Regions from separate parts of the Homo sapiens genome. Here region 1 is linked to region 2. A link is an interaction called in ENCODE POLR2A ChIA-PET data of the cell type or tissue named here. Cell type or tissue: OCI-LY7. All regions are shown on one strand.

The links. ChIA-PET counts read pairs that join two places held together with the same protein. Peaks named below come from ENCODE experiments on the same cell type or tissue, not always from the same donor. Only the 100,000 strongest peaks of a DNase experiment are listed, where the experiment ranks them.
Region 1: POLR2A ChIA-PET joins it to region 2 with 6 read pairs; 1 of 35 experiments calls an interaction of 5 or more read pairs at or near these places.

The regions. Positions count from the first base shown.
Region 1 is chr11:59,095,297-59,100,296 of GRCh38, forward strand. It overlaps LOC105369315 (a long non-coding RNA gene), which reads right to left. Exons shown (of 3, transcript XR_007062680.1): 1 at 2,336-5,000; 2 at 2,023-2,150; 3 at 958-1,614. Among named protein-coding and RNA genes, the nearest start is that of FAM111B, 9.4 kb to the right of the region's middle. RefSeq lists enhancers at 1-341, 2,464-2,633 and a silencer at 1,741-1,850. In OCI-LY7, CTCF peaks have their summits at 2,001 (motif pointing right) and 2,201; DNase peaks (open chromatin) are centred at 115, 2,035 and 2,755; H3K4me3 peaks cover 4,521 bases; H3K27ac peaks cover 4,747 bases.
Region 2 is chr11:58,848,475-58,853,474 of GRCh38, forward strand. It overlaps a transcript of GLYATL2 not described here. Among named protein-coding and RNA genes, the nearest start is that of GLYATL2, 6.3 kb to the left of the region's middle. In OCI-LY7, a CTCF peak has its summit at 2,126 (motif pointing right); DNase peaks (open chromatin) are centred at 2,157 and 2,427.

The sequences.
Region 1 (5,000 bases), 250 kb after region 2:
TCAGACAAATGGCTTTCTTAGGCTACCTTTCATCATTGTTATGCAGAAAAGGATCTCCAGAGAATCAAGTGGGCTGGCCTTGAGGCCTCTGTTATGGAAATGACATTTGTTGTGCCTCCTTTCCCCTACTCTTTCTCACTTCCTCATCATTAGTGAAGCATGGCACAAGATAAGGTGTTGCCTGTGAGTCTGGCTATAAATTCAGCTTACGATGTTTGCAGCACTGCTATCTTAAGGGGTCAAGGGCATTTCAGGGGGAAGTGACCACTAAGGTGAAGACTGGAGAGTGAGTAAGAGTGAGCCATACAGTAAAAGTGGAAAAATCCAGATGATGGAAAGGACACGTGCCATGCACTATCATAATAACTTTATAATTGAACACTTATATTACAATTTCTGAACCCCTGATCTCAAAAAAAAAAAGAAAAATACACTTCATGAAAAAAACGGGGCCTCATTTGGCTCCGCTCTCCCCCCCTGTCATTGGAGCTTGGATTACTGTGAACATTGTAGCCACAGCAAAAAGAAAAAAAAAATTGGCATTTTTACTCCTTCTGATAGTCTAGATTTTAAAAAACAAAAGAAATCTTAATAGAATTGTCTTTTGGAGTAAAGCCTACCAGTATTAATCAACACCTCATCTCTCCATAGAAAATAACCCCCCACAAAATTGAATGTTTATACTTGATGTGATTTGAAAGTGTGCAATTCCAGCACCTAAAGAATAGTGTAGGTCATGGAGTTTTTAAGAAACTCCAATTCATCTTAGAAGGCTGTGGTAGATCTGTTACCGCTTAGTATAAATCAATCCAATCAGATTTCTAAACTCCTGAGACCTGGCTGATTTGTTACATTGACTGAAATGAAAGCATGGTCTGAGAAAGAGAGTAAACATGTCATTTGGGATTTCAAAGGGTGGAAAATTCTTACCTAAAAAATAAACTCAGGAACTTGGGGTAATATAAAAACAGCTATATTTTGGCACTCAAGAGGCAAAAGCTAATATATGTGATGAAAGAACACAAAGCAAATAAAATTTGACTATTTCAAAATGATGCCTCGGGCAGGTCCTGTATCCAGAAGAGGATGTTCATCCAGGGTCTGGGGCTAAGGTCATCTTAGCACAGCCCAGCTGCCAGCTTCCCTCCTCTGCCGCTTCCCTGAACGCAAACCAGCTTCCCTTATCTAGCCCTTCGTGGACCTGTTAAAAAAGTGATCCCTAAACCTTATCATGCACTTGCATTAAAAAAACAACAAGAAAGCATGGGAAGGATGAAAGAGGATTTCTTAAATATGGCACAAGTAAGTCCAACATTATCAATAAACACACTAACAATGAATGGGGTAATTTTCTTATTAAAATATATGTTTTTCATACTGAGTTAAAAACAAAATCCAAGAAGCATACATCTCTGTGCCCTCACATGGTGGAGACAGAGGAGAGCTCAGACTCTCTTCCTTTTCTTAGAAGGACTTAATACCATCAAGGGGGCTCCACCCTTATGACTTAATCTAAACCCAATTACTTCTCAAAGGCCCACCTCCAAGTCCGTTGGGAGTTGGGTCTTCAACATATGAATTTGGGAGTCACCGTCAGTTCATAAGGAAGCATATCTGAAATAAACAACACACAAGGGTTCACGGAAAGGAAGAAGATATACTAAATGAACGTGAAACTGAAAAGCAAAGTAATACCATCAACACTTGGCAAAATAGAACGTAAGTTGAACATCTGCTAAATACAGAAATTCTCCCACAACATAGGTCATGAATCTGCCTCACAACACAACACAACTACAAACTATACATGGCAAAAGCTGACAGACATACAAAAGAAAAATGCAAATCCACAGTCTCAGTGGGAGAACTCAAAAAACTTCCCTCAGAAAGCAACAGATGATGCTGACAAAAAATAAAGACAATTTGACAAACTGCCATCACAACTTGCTATTTCTGGTGATGTTGGGGTTATCTGCTTATTGTGTATTTGAGAACTTCCCTTCATCTGCTTGTCAAACTGACCAGCAGGTGGTGCTGGGGAGGGAAACACTCCATCTGGAGAATGCTGGCAACTTGTCTCTTAAGTCTAGAGGCTCCTGGTCCCCCTCATGATCATCACCTATCAGGCACAAGCACTGCTGATACAGGAGCTAAAAAGAAATTATTAAGCAGTTAGTGTAGGTAAGAGAGTCCTCAGTAAGGTTTTTCTTTTAATAAAAAGCAGCCCCCATATAATCGCTTTTCTAGCGAAAATCAGCCTAAAAAATCAAGCCGCAAGCATGCTAAAAGCTTGCATAGGTAAATGCCGGCACCTATGCAAATAGAAAAGGGATACCTGGAAGTCAGGCGTACTCAACATAGAGGTTTCCTCTTCCTATTTTTTTTTTTCAGATGGAATCCTGCTCTGTCACTCAGTCTGGAGTGCAGTGGTGCATTCTCAGCTCACTACAACCTCCCCCTCCTGGGTTCAAGCAATTCTCTCCCTCAGCCTCCTGAGTAGCTGAGATTACAGGTGCCCACCATCACGCATGGCTAATTTTTTTTTTCGTGTTTTTTTAGTAGAGGCAGGGTTTCACCATCTTCGCCAGGCTGGTCTTGAACTCCTGACCTCTCGTGATCCACCGTCCTTGGCCTCCAAATGTGCTAGGATTACAGTCATGAGCTACCACGCCTGGCCGCCTATTTCCTTTTCTTTGTCTTCACTTGTGCAGGCGACACGGCACAGGCCAGGTAGAGGCCCCGTTTGCATACTAAAGATTCATGTGGGATGGCCAGGCTCTTCGTGCATCACATAAATAGCACACCTGCTCCAACCAACCCTCTGAGCCCTATGTAAATCAGACACTGCCTCCTCAAGCTCCTCTATAAAACCAACCACAACTCGCCCCAAACCCGGAAACCTGCTCAGGCACCCTTCCAATGCATGAGGAAACTCTCTCTTTGTTCTTTTGCCTATTAAACTTTTGCTCTTAAACCCACTCCTTTGGTGTCCACATCTACAATTTCCATACTGTGAGACAGCAAACCTCTGGCATTTCCCCAGACAAACGATGCCGCTTCACTGCCATCTCAAGCCCAAGTGCCAAAAATGACCACTTCAGCCTGAAGAATGCCATGGCTGCCACCATGCTGCTTAGGATAAGCAAAGACACAAAGATGAAGTGGGGACGGGTTTACTAGAGAGGCTGCAATAAAAGCATATCCCAGGCAACTTTCCACTTCTTAACTTCTGTCATTTTCAAACTTAAAGGTGTTTTTTTTTTTGTTGTTGGTTTGTTTTTCTTTTTAACAGTTTCTATTTCTGGCCAAAAGACTGCTCTTTGTTTTCCTGCTATGACATATTTATTCTTTGTTCTAAAGTCTTTTCCATGATTTCATATAGGAACTAAGAAGACAGCCAGGTGTTTGCTCAACATATTGATCCCCTCTCCACCTAGAACTCTCTTTACTCTTTCTCCCAGGAAGATTCCACCCCTCCTGTTCTGCCAGTTTCCTCATATTTGCCTCAGACAATTGCCCTTGTAGGCAGATGAACCCGGGCCAGTTCTACTTTACTATGGACACCAACTCTTCTGAAATAACATCTGAGTCTTGGGATTTGCATATGAATCTTCCCTTGACACAGCAAACAGTCTTTCCTTTTACCTTCACTAAAGTCATCTACTTGGGAGAATGGAGAGCACTAAAATTCTACAGATTTCAAAACCAAACCTGCTGTGCCTTTCCAGAGTCCTTGGAATGAAAAAGAGAAAATAGGTTAGAAGGGATATTTTCTCCTTCCTTCCTTACCCTGAAGGAGCTCCTATTTTTAAAGGGAATCATTGGGGACAATCCAAAAGAAACTCTTGCAAATCAAGCTTTGCCATGCCACCACGAGAAGGGTAACCTGTGTGCCCAGTGGTGAAATTTTTAAACTTTGGTAATGATCTCCAGGTTCACCCCTATGGATAACGAAAATATTTTAAGAACCTATAAGGGTGCCAACCTTTCAGAACCATGTCTCTTTGCAAGGACCTACCAAGGTCTAGAGATCATAGCACCTCACTAGCAGCCTACAGGCATTCTCCAAAGGTTCCCACCTGCCCCACCCAACACACACACACACACACACACACACTCACACACACACACCCTGCTATCCTTTGGCCCTAGATTTCACCTAACTTTGTTCTAAATCTTAATCTCCCTGTGCCCTCAAACTCATGTGTTATAGGGCCTTGGTAATCCCTTTCTAAGCATATTCCCTGACTTCTCAAATACTATTTATGAGACATATATCTAAAGTAAAACTATATTTCAGGCCAGATCAGCACGCTTCTTATTACAATTATAAACACTGAACTTCTTAGTTGCTGGGAAAATATATTAAAAAGGCATTATTATGCTTTTATAGCCATAGATTATCTAGGGAAAAGTATTGAGTGTCTCGAGAATGAGTGAAAATTCTTTCCCCAATATACACTTTTTTTCTTTTGCAAAGTATATCCTGCATATATTCAAAAGATAATGTTTTTCAAAAGGGGAAATTGCCTCCACTGTGGACTCTTATTAATTCACTTATCCCTCAAGTTCTCTTATTAACTCACTTATACATCATATTCCCTTATTAACTTTTTATTCAATCACTGGTATTTGTTTCTAGTGCTCATAATTGAACACAAATTTTTTTACTATTATATAAAATAAAGTAACAGCTATTCACCATTTCCTCCTTTACCTCAATAAGTTGATATCTTCCAATAGATTCATTTCCCTGTTTTGCTCCCTCCTCTGATCCAGACGAGTGTGCTAAGTGATACAAAATGCTTTTATTCCTCTACCGTTCAACCCCCTGAGACCGATGTTTTAGTTCCATGTGTTTTAGTTCCAGGTGTCACAGAATTTCCCTTGCAGTGTGTCGCATCCATTTAAAGAATCCTTCTTTAAAACTTTTCTTACACATTCCCAGAGAGCCTATCATTGTCCATTTAGAGTTAATTCTCTACATAAAATTTGTCAAT
Region 2 (5,000 bases):
AATTCTATCAGATACATTTAACAGACAGATTGAAATAGTTAAAAAGAATCAGAAATTCTGGAGCTGAAAAATGCAATTGTCATACTGAAGAATCTATCAGGGACCTTTATTCGCAGAATTAACAAAGCAGAAAAAAGAATTAGTGAGCTTGAAGACAGGCTATTTAAAAATGCGCTTTCAAAAGATACAAAATAAAAAAATTAAAAAACAACAAAACACATCTACAGGTTATAGAAAATAGCCTTGAAAGGGCAAATCTAAGAATTATTGGCCTTAAAGAGAAGGTAGAGATGGAGATGGGGTAGAAAGTTTATTTAAAGAAATAATAACAGAGAACTTCCCCATACCAGAGAAAGATATCAGTATCTGAGTACAGGAAAGTTGTAGAACACCAAGCAGATTTAACCCAAAGACTATCTCAAGGCATTTAAAATCAAACTCCCAAAGGTCAAGGAGAAAGAAACATAAAAGCAGCAAGAGAAAAGAAATAAATAACATACAATGGAGATACAATACATCTGACAGCAGATTTTTCAGTGGAAACCTAGGAGACAGTGGCATGACACACTTAAAGTGCTGAAGGAAAAATACCTTTTACCCTAGAATATTATCTCACAAAAATATTCTTCAAAAATGAAGGAAGAATACTTTCCCAGACAAGAGCTGAGGGATTTCATCAATATCAGACCTTTCCTACAAGAAATGCTAAAGAAAGAACAGAACATTGAGAAAGAAAGGAACATTAGTGAGCAATAAATAATCACCAGAAGTTTTAAAACTCACAGGTAATAATAAGTACACACGAACAGACAGAATATTATAACGCTGTTAACTGTGGTGTATAAACTACTTTTATCCTAAATAGAAACACCTGAGCTCAAGCAATCCACCTACCTTGGCCTCCCAAAGTGCTAGGATTACAGGCATGAGCCACCACACCTGGCCTATATATCAATAAATTGGAAAACCTAAAAAAAATGACAAATTTCTAGACACATATGATCCACCAAGATTGAACGAGGTCAAAATCCAAAACCTGAACAGACCAATAGCAAGACACAAGACTGAAGCTATACTAAAGTCTCTCAGTAAAGAAAAGCCCAGGATCTGACAGCTTCACTGCTGAATTCTACCAAACATTTAAAGAAGAATATCAATCCTACTCAAACTGTTCTGAAAAATGCAGGAGAAGGCAGCAAACTAACACAAGAACAGAAAACCAAACACCGCATGTTCTCACTTATAAGTGGGAGTTGAACAATGAGAACACATGGACAAAGGGAGGGGAACATCATACACTGGAGCCTGCTGGTAGGTGGGGGCCTGGGAGAGGGATAGTATTAGGAGAAATACCTAATGTAGATGACAGGTTGATGGGTGCAGCAAACTACCATAGCTCGCTTATACCTATGGAACAAAGCTGCACGTTCAGCACATGTATCCCAGAACTTAAAGTATAATTAAAAAAAGATAAACAATTCCAATAGAAAAACAGGAAAAGTGAAAAAAATAGAGAAGGGAATACTTCCAAACTCATTCTATGAGGCAAATATTATCCTGATACCAAAACCGAAGACACATCAAAACACAGAAAACTACAGTCCAATATTTCTGATGAATATTGATGCAAAAATCCTCATCAAAATACTAGCAAACCCTGGTAAAAGTGGGCATCTTTGTTGTGTTCCAGCTATTGGAAAAAAGGCTTTCAGCTTTTCCCCATTCAGTGTGATACTAGCTGTAGGTCTGTCATATATAGCTTTTAACCTGTTGAGGCATGTTTCTTCTATTCCCAGTTTGTTCAGAGGTTTTATTATGAAGGGATGTTGAATCTTATCAAATGCTTTTTTGTGGGCGGTAAGCCACCTGAGGCAAGAGACCGAGGGCACGAGCTGTTCCAGTGTGATAAATATATAAAATAACAAGAGTTATACTAGATATAGATCATAGATATGATTATATATGAATATCATTAATCATTAATTTGTAGCAATTACTCTTTATTCCAATATTATAATAATCTTCACTCTACAATCATAACCCAGGAAAAACCAGGCCATACAGAGATAGGAGCTGAAGGGGCATGGTGAGAAGTGACCAGAAGACGAGAGTGTGAGCCCTCTGTCATGCCCAGACAGGGCCACTAGATGGCTCCTTGGTCTAGCAGTAATGCCAGCATCTGGGAAGATGCCCATTACCAAGTGGACATGGTCTAGCGGTAGCATCAGTGCCAAGGAAAAGCACCTGCTACTTAGCAGACCAGGAAAGGGAGTCTCCCTTTCCCCAGGGGAGTTTAGAGAAGACTCTGCTCCACCACTCTTGTGGAGGGCCTGACATCAGTCAGGCCCACCCACAGTTATCTGGAGGCCTAACCATCTCCCTGTGATGCTGTGCTTCAGCGGTCATGCTCCTGTTTCACTTTCATGTTCTACTCTGGGCACCTGGCTCTGCCCTCTAGATAGCAGTAGCAAAATTAGTGAAAGTATTAAAGTCTTTGATCTTTCTGAAAAGAGCATAGAATAAATAATGGCATAAGCTGTACTCTCTCTGCCTTGGCTGCCAAACAGGGAAGGGCCCCCTGTCTGGTGGACACGTGACTCACGTGACCTTATCAATCATTGGAGATGACTCACACTCTTTACCCTGCCCCTTTTGCCTTGTATCCAATAAATAACAGTGCAGCCAGGCATTCGGGGCCACTACTGGTCTCCGCATCTTGGTGGTAGTGGTCCCCCGGGCCCAGTTGTCTTTTCTTTTATCTCTTTGTCTTGTGTCTTTATTTCTATGATCTCTCATCTCTGCACATGTGGAGAAAAACGCACAGACCCTGTGGGGCTGGCCACTACCCTTTTTAGCATCCATTGAGATGATTATATGGATTTTATCTTTCATTCTGTTGATATGGTGTATCGCACTGGTTGATTTGCATATTTTGAACTATCCTTGCATCCTAGGGATACATCCCAGTTGGTCATGATGAATAATCTTTCTAATGTTATTGTTGAATTTGGTTTGCTAGTATTTTGTTGAGGATTTTTGCATCAGTATATGCACATACTCTGTACCCACAAAAATTAAATATTAAAAAGAATTAAAAAAACAAAAAAGATAGACAATTGAGTTGGCCTTCTTCCAAAGAATTGTATTACATAATATTTGGACACTGCCAGAAACTCCAGACATCTGAGAGACATGATTACTATTATATGGTTCCTGGGTGTATCTTCCTCACTTCTGTAGAACTACAGAAATAGGTGGGTGACATGTGGGAAAAGATTCATAAGTAATGTTAAAGAGTTTCTAAATCATCACAGGGGAGATGGCAAGCCACTGGAAAGTTAGGACTGGAAAAACATGGTTGGGAGGAAGATGTCTGTTAGTGGGATACACACAAGGGATGATTGCCACCTGAGCTAGCATGATAGCCTACTGAGACGAGAAGAGATCCATAGATTTGAGATAATTCAAAGGTAGAGTTTGCAGAATTTGGTCATTGATTGAGAAAGAGTGAGAAGGCTGGCATCTGAGTTTCTGGATTGATCCACTAGAAGCATCAATAATTTTAATTCTTTGAATGGAAATAATATGTAAATTGGTAGATGATAATTTGCTTAAAGTCTTCATTAAGATATTTTCATGACTGTGAAACCAAATGACTATATTTATGAATGTGTTTACTTCTGGCAGAACTTTCATAGGCTCACTCCTTCTAAACTCAGTTCCCTTAACCCTCTTTCCATGAGATCGTATGAGTCTCAATAAAAATTCTGCAGTAGGGGCTATTAGATACCCAACCCCATCTCCAGTTTTTCCTCATGCTTCAGGAAGAAGAATTTGCTATTACCAGGAAAGTCTTTTAAAGCTGCTATGGACATTCAATTAAAGGACACTGAGAATGTAACTAACAGAAATTCAGTGATGTTTCCAAATTGCCTGACTATACGTTTTGAATAACAATGACCTACATTTATTGAGAAATTAACAATATGCCAGGTACATTCAAACTTCTTAGTATATTGTTTCATTTGGTCCTCACAACAACTCTATGAGGTAATCATTACTATTATCCACATTTTATGGAGCAGGAAATTGAGATAGAGATAGGGTAAATAGCTTGCTCAAAATTACATGAAATGAAAATAGCCGATCCAGGATTAAGGCCACAGAACCTTTGCCAAGAGCTCTCAAGTGAGATGTACAGACAAATATTCTTCTTCTAATTGCCATCAGCTATTTGAGACCATATTATCTGCCAGTTTCCTTGTTGATCTAGAAGTCTCTTTAATCGTTAACTACTTCCCTAAAGGCTCTGTCTCCAAATACAGTCACATTGGGGGTTAAGCCTTCAACATGTGAATTTTGAGGGAACACAATATGGTCCTTAAGAGTTGCTCTCTGTTCCCAAGCTGAGTGCTAAGGTCTTTCCTCAATAATGAATTCTTTTTTGCCTAAGTCAGCCAGTGAAGTGCTTGTAACCAACAATGCTAATGAGTAAAGTATCTCTATATCATAGCAATATATTTGGTATTCATTTATTTGGTGTTTCTTTGATTTGCACGTGTAATCAAGAATCATTTAGTCATTTATTCAAACATAGTTTTACCACTGCCATTTAATCACCTGTGTGACTTTAGATGAATTCATCTAAGTAACGTTTCCTTTATCTATAAAGTATAGACAATTATACTGACCCCAAGATTGTTTGAAGGATTTGGGGCAATACGAATATTTATAATTATTAAATATCCTGACAAACACAATTGACCCTTGAACAACATAGGTGTGAACTGCATGGGTCCACTTATGGTTGGATCTTTTTCAATAAAAACAGTCAATCCTCCATATTGGTAGGTTCCACATCTGCAACCAAATACAGATCAAAAATAAAGTATTTGCAGGATTCAAAACCTGTGTACACAGAAGGCTGACTTTTCCTATCTGCAGGTTCCACAGAGCCAATTGCAGAACTTGAGCATGAGTGGATTTTAGTATCACTGGGG